Linked DNA regions of Homo sapiens: region 1 is linked to region 2. A link is a contact called in ENCODE Hi-C or POLR2A ChIA-PET data. All regions are on one chromosome and are shown on one strand. Each heading gives the region's core, a stretch centred on a gene start or an enhancer-like site at or near the end of the contact. The rest is flanking DNA. Distances are from core to core; before and after follow the strand shown.

The links. A loop is a pair of places that touch in the nucleus more often than their neighbours do. ChIA-PET counts read pairs that join two places held with the same protein, here RNA polymerase II (POLR2A). Pooled maps may share reads with other maps.
Region 1: a pooled map shows a loop between it and region 2 (2.4-fold over the local background). The contact joins two enhancer-like sites. A Hi-C loop is called at or near these places in 1 of 50 pooled maps. POLR2A ChIA-PET finds 5 or more read pairs at or near these places in 5 of 52 experiments (AG04450, CD8-positive, alpha-beta T cell, H1 and 2 more).

Annotation. Positions count from the first base shown.
Region 1 is chr2:112,158,219-112,160,995 of GRCh38, forward strand. FBLN7 (fibulin 7) reads left to right here. Exons shown (of 8, transcript NM_153214.3): 2 at 1,458-1,617. Among named protein-coding and RNA genes, the nearest start is that of FBLN7, 21 kb to the left of the region's middle. Within about 2 kb of position 1,478, at least 3 of the 41 ENCODE cell types and tissues checked have a DNase peak (open chromatin) inside an H3K27ac peak, as active enhancers do.
Region 2 is chr2:112,085,865-112,088,879 of GRCh38, forward strand. It overlaps TMEM87B (transmembrane protein 87B), which reads left to right. Exons shown (of 19, transcript NM_032824.3): 9 at 141-240. Among named protein-coding and RNA genes, the nearest start is that of TMEM87B, 32 kb to the left of the region's middle. RefSeq lists an enhancer at 1,507-1,596. Within about 2 kb of position 1,632, at least 3 of the 41 ENCODE cell types and tissues checked have a DNase peak (open chromatin) inside an H3K27ac peak, as active enhancers do.

The DNA.
Region 1 (2,777 bases), core at 228-2,727, 72 kb after region 2:
TGAGATTGGAAATATTTAGTTTGGTTTTGTTGTTGTTGTTGTTTTTGAGATAGGGTTTCAATGTTATCCAGGCTGGAGTGCAGTGATGTGATTGCAGCTCACTGCAACCTCCCTCCCAGGCTCAGGCAATCATCCCACCTCAGCCTTCCAAGTAGCTGGCACTACAGGCATACATCACCGGGCTCGGCTAATTTTTTTGTTTTTAATTATTTTATTTTATTTTATTTATTATTTTGAGACAGAGTCTTGCTCTGTTGCCCAGCCTGGAGTGCAGTGGTGCAGTCTCGGCTCACTGCAACCTCTGCCTCCCAGGTTCAAGCGATTCTCCTGCCTCAGCCTCCCGAGTAGCTGGGATTACAGGCACCTGCCACCATGCCCGGCTAATTTTAAAAATATTTGTAGTTGAGACTGGGTTTCACCATGTTGGCCACGCTGGTTTCGAACTTCTGACCTCACATGATCCGCTCGGCTCAGCCTCCCAAAGTGCTAGGATTACAGGCATGAACCACCGAGCCTGGCTGAATTTTTAAATTTTTTGTAAAGATGAGGTCTCACTATATTGCACAGGCTGGTCTCGAACTTCTGGCCTCAAGCAATCCACCCACCTTGACCACCCAAAGTGCTGGGATTACAGGCATGAGCCACCGTACCCGGCCAGGAAACCTTGAGAATTTTAGCATTAAGTAGAATGCTGGCACCTCCGGGGAGTGGCCATCTGCCATCTAGAAGACATCACCAGAAACTAACACTGCCGATGCCTTGATCTTGGACTTCTAGCCCCGGAACTGTGAGGAAATAAGTTTCTGTTGTTTGAACAAGCAAACAAAAAGTATGATGCTTGATGCTGCTTTAAGTTAGGTAGCCTTTATCATGATAAGCATGATCCTCCATTTTCTGCCTTTCTATGGCTTAAAAAAAAAATCATCAGAACTGAACATTGACTTTTATTGAATGCCTCTTTAACTCTAGTGAGTTTTTTTTTTTCTTATTTCCCATGTTATATGTCTTTAAAGAATAGGAACCATTGGGCATTCCTGTTTTGCCTGTTTTACATGTATTATTGGCCCTTTGCTTTTAAAAATGTCTAAGAGTGACAGAAAGAAAATGTTTGCCAAGGCCCAGGGTTTTCAGAGCATTAACTTAGAGTGAAGAATTAGAGAGAATCTCTCAGAGTGGCAGCGTGGTGATTATAAGGCTCTTTGGGTTCAAATAACTGTTCATCCACCCGGTCATTTAGAGTCATCCGTCCTGCCTGCATTTTGTTTTTGTCAAGGGGTGAACTGGGGCTACCATGCATGTACTTGGGGCTGTCCAGCGGCAGGTCACTTTTACGTTGCGTTGAGTGAGCTTCAAACGCGGTTTGGACCCCGTGGCTTCGGCGATTTCGGAAGCTCAGACAAGCATGTGGGACTGAGTCAGTCTCAATGGGTGGTGGCGGCGATGTCTTCTCTCCGCAGAACTGTCTCAGCAAACAGCAGCTCCTCTCGGCCATCCGCCAGCTGCAGCAGCTGCTGAAGGGCCAGGAGACACGCTTCGCCGAGGGCATCCGCCACATGAAGAGCCGGCTGGCCGCGCTGCAGAACTCTGTGGGCAGGGTGGGCCCAGATGCCCTTCCAGGTGGGTCCCCACGTCGGCACCGCTGGGGCGGCAGCGCAGCACTCGAGCACTCTCCCCGAGACGCTCCCAGCTGGAGGCCCCTCGTCACCCCTCACCCTTCCCCCATCACCTTCCATCTTCCAACTGTGGCCCCCCCTTTTTTATTTATTATTTATTTATTTATTTATTTTTTTGAGACGGAGTCTCGCTCTGTCGCCCAGGCTGGAGTGCAGTGGCGCGATCTCGGCTCACTGCAAGCTCCGCCTCCCGGGTTCACGCCATTCTCCTGCCTCAGCCTCCCGCGTAGCTGGGACTACAGGCGCCCGCCACCACGCCCGGCTAATTTTTTGTATTTTTAGTAGAGACGGGGTTTCACCTTGTTAGCCAGGATGGTCTCGATCTCCTGACCTCGTGATCCGCCCGCCTCGGCCTCCCAAAGTGCTGGGATGACAGGCGTGGGCCACCGCGCCGGGCCAATCTGTGGCCCATTTGTAAGCCTGGTTGGTGGCAGTGGGGGTGGGGGGAGCACATTAGAAAGGCAGCTGCCCCCTTTCTTCTCCCTCAGCCTCAATGTCACCCCTTTTCTTCTTCAGCCTTTTCATTCTGGCCTTAACAACTATCACGTCTTCATACGGACCAAACTGTTGCAAGGCGCCACTTTTAGATCACGCACTGCTTTTCCCTTCCCCGTCCACAAGTTGGATCCAGTTTTGGTTTTGTTTTCATTTTTGATTTTACTTTAAGATAATTTTTTAGAGCAGTTTTAAGTTCATAGCAGAGTTGAGTGGAAAGCACTGCGTTCCTCCACACCCTCTGTGCGTGCACACACACGCGCACGCACACGCGCACGCACACGCACACGCAGACGCACGCACACGCACACACGCACGCACACACACAAGCACGCGCACACGCACGCACACGCACACACGCGCACGCACACACGCACGCACACGCAGACGCACACGCACGCACACGCACACACGCACGCACACACACGCACACACAAGCACGCATACACGCACGCACACGCGCACACACACACACACACACTCAGCCCGAGCCAGTGCAATACACTGGTTCCAGTCCATGACCAAGGTTGGCTCCAGTGCTTCAGGCGTGAAAGTGCACCCTCCAGGGAGTCCCCGTTAGTACCAGGACGGTTGGGAGGGAAGGGCTGC
Region 2 (3,015 bases), core at 382-2,881:
ATTCAGTGACTTTTAAATCAAATGTGGCTGATTGGTCTGAAGTTCGAATGTAGTTATACACAGGACATGTTGTTGAGAATCTTGGTTGGCAGGCTTCCAGGTGTAGACAAAGTGAATTATTTTATTTTTTTCTTCCTCAGCCCAAGGCTTATTGATATTTGCGGAGTTGATTTCTGCGATTAAGAGGACGTTGGCTCGCCTTCTCGTGATCATTGTGAGCCTGGGCTATGGCATTGTGAAGTAAGTACTGGCGTGTGGGAAAAATGCTGGGTCCCAGCCCAGTGATTCAGTCCGTCTACATTATGACCTTTGTGAAAATGGAACTTCTAAGTATTGTAGTACAAATCCCTTTGGGAAAAATCTACAAGAACACATTTTTAAAAGATTTCCACATACTTGCTATTTTATGTTATCTTCCAATAAAGACCCTGAATTTTTATTTCAATAACTTTATATAGTTAGATGAATAAATAATCAACTTTAAGGATAATGGAAAATCTAAAATAATTCAAACCATTTTCAAACCCTTTTCTGTTATTTAGACAGTATCATTAAGCTTTTATGGTCCTATCTGAGTGTTGGAAGAGAGAGTGGATTAAACACCAAGTCAGCAAAACTTCTGACTGAAACCTGTCTGTCCCTCAAGGACTCTGCTTCTGGACCTTCTCCGGCGGGTCTTTTCCTCCTCTCACCTGTGAATCACTGGGCATAACTATGGGAGAACTTGATTTCTATCCTTGTTGTGTTTTTTCAGACCTTTCTTCCTGCTTCTTTCCTAAAACCCTGATTCCCAGAAGCTCACTCTTCAGGCTGGGTCACCTGCTGCATCTTGTTGTGGTCACTGTGAGCTTCCAGACCCTCCCTCATTCCTCAGCTCTGTGGGCACTGGCTTCACAGGTGTCGTCCTCAGCATTTCATCTGTCAGAAGGCCATGGGGTCTCAGGAGCCATGTGCATGACCCTTTAAGTAACCTGACCTCACCTCCCCACCTCTCCTGCTCTTGCCCATCACCATGTTTCAGCTACTGATTCCCAGTATCATTTTCTAGACTTTATTATATATATAACTGCACCCTCTTCAAAATCTCAATTTTAAGCAATCCACTTTTCAACTGTCAACCTCCTCTGTTTCCTGTTACTTTCTTTAACATGTCGGTGTCAGTCTTTTTCGACTATACTTTGGCCTCCAGCCTTTTGACCCTGGCACCTTCCGTTGTCCCTCCCCATCTTATATCCTTACCTTCTTCCTTTTGCTTGGATTCCCTGGTCCAGCAGGACATTGACACCCAAAGACCCCTGCCTTTCTCTTTGTCAACCTTCTTGACAAAACCCCAGCCTTGCTAAGTCCAGCTTTCCTTCTGCCTCAGGCTCCCACCCGAGCAGGGGAATTTGCCCAAAAAGAGCCCTGGACCACACTGAGGGGGCCTACTTGCCATTCATGACCCTAAACTTCACGTGCACCCTCAGTGCTGCTGGCAGTTGTACTCAATCCCCTTGCCACTATTTTCTCACTCTCCTGTCTGCAGAAGACCATTTTACCCCTTTCTCTCAGACTCTACCCTGACCTTCGGTTTTTTTTTCACTGAGGAAGTAGAAGCCATCAGAGGGGAATTCCACTGCATCTGTGCCCCCAGACCCTGTCATTTCCCCCACATCTGGACCGCATGAACCACTTTCCTCTTCTTGATAGTCACGGGCCACCCCTGCCTTTGTGCCCACTCAACTGTGAGGGAAACTGTCCTAGTGCTCGGTTTTGTTTTTTCTTGCATCGTCAGCTTTCCTCTCTGGTGGGTCACCCCCATCAGCATCTCGTTATTTCTACCATTTTTTAAAGTGAAGCCCTCCCTCCACCCCACATGGCCCTCTCCTCCACTTCTGCCTCATTCACCTTTCCCCTGTGCAGCATAACTTCTCACATGAGTAGTCTGTACCTCAGCCTCCCCAGTATTGCTCTATTGAGACTGCTCTTGTCAAGGCCACCATGACCTCACCTGCCATATCACATGGCCCTGCTCAGCCCTCGTCCAGTTGTCCCGTGAGCAGCTTTAAGGAGTGCCAGCTTTGCCTGGTTTCTGGGAGCTCGTCTTCCATCCTCTCACATCACTGGCTACTCCTCCCCAGCCTCCTCTGCTGCACCCTCCTGTGTTCCTGAGCTCCGGCCCCCGGGGGCCCAGGCTCAGGCCTCTGCTCTGTGACTCGCACCCCTAGGCTCTCCTCCTGTGTGCGTGCCCGTTTGCTTGTGAGCTGGGGATTGGGGAGTTAGCAGGATTTTATCCTGGAAGCCTTTATCCCCCTGGACTTTTATTGGAGATTCTTTCTCAAATGCCTTTTGTGTTCTTAGTACAGTGTAGGAAATGAAGGCCTCTTGTTGAGGAATCTTGCAGTACCTTTCACAGCTCTGGTTATGAACATCAGATACCAACAGGTGCAGTGTTGTTACTGTGAAAGGAATAGAAGATTAAATGAATGGGTACAGATACAAACCCTTTTTAAATGAATCCCTTCACTGTTAGCTTGCTCGGCTCAACTCATAAAGTGAGAGCAGTAACAGTTCTGGTTATTTGGAGGTTCTGGTTAGTTGATTATAATGAATCAGAATTTAGATTCCTTAGATTAGGTAAATAGTCTTAATTAAATATGAGCTATGACCACTAACTTAATTTTTTACTTATATTTTGTTTTGAATTGACTATCTTAAATATTTTTTTAAACCAGTTTTTTTCTTCTAATTACTCTGAGAGGAGGGTTTTTGAGCAGCCTTAAATGTATGTGCAATAAATTCTGATTTGCAAATATCATGAAATTATTCTATTTTAAATTATTAATTGCAAAAACCACCATCTTTGTATTTTCCCAACTCAATTATATTTTGAAAGAGCCAAAAAAAATTTTTTTTGTTGTTTTTGTTTTTTTGGAGACAAAAGTCTCACTCTCGCTCAGGCTAGAGTGCAGTGGTGCGATCTTGGCTCACTGCAACCTCTGCCTCCTAAGTTCAAGCGATTCTCGTGCCTCAACC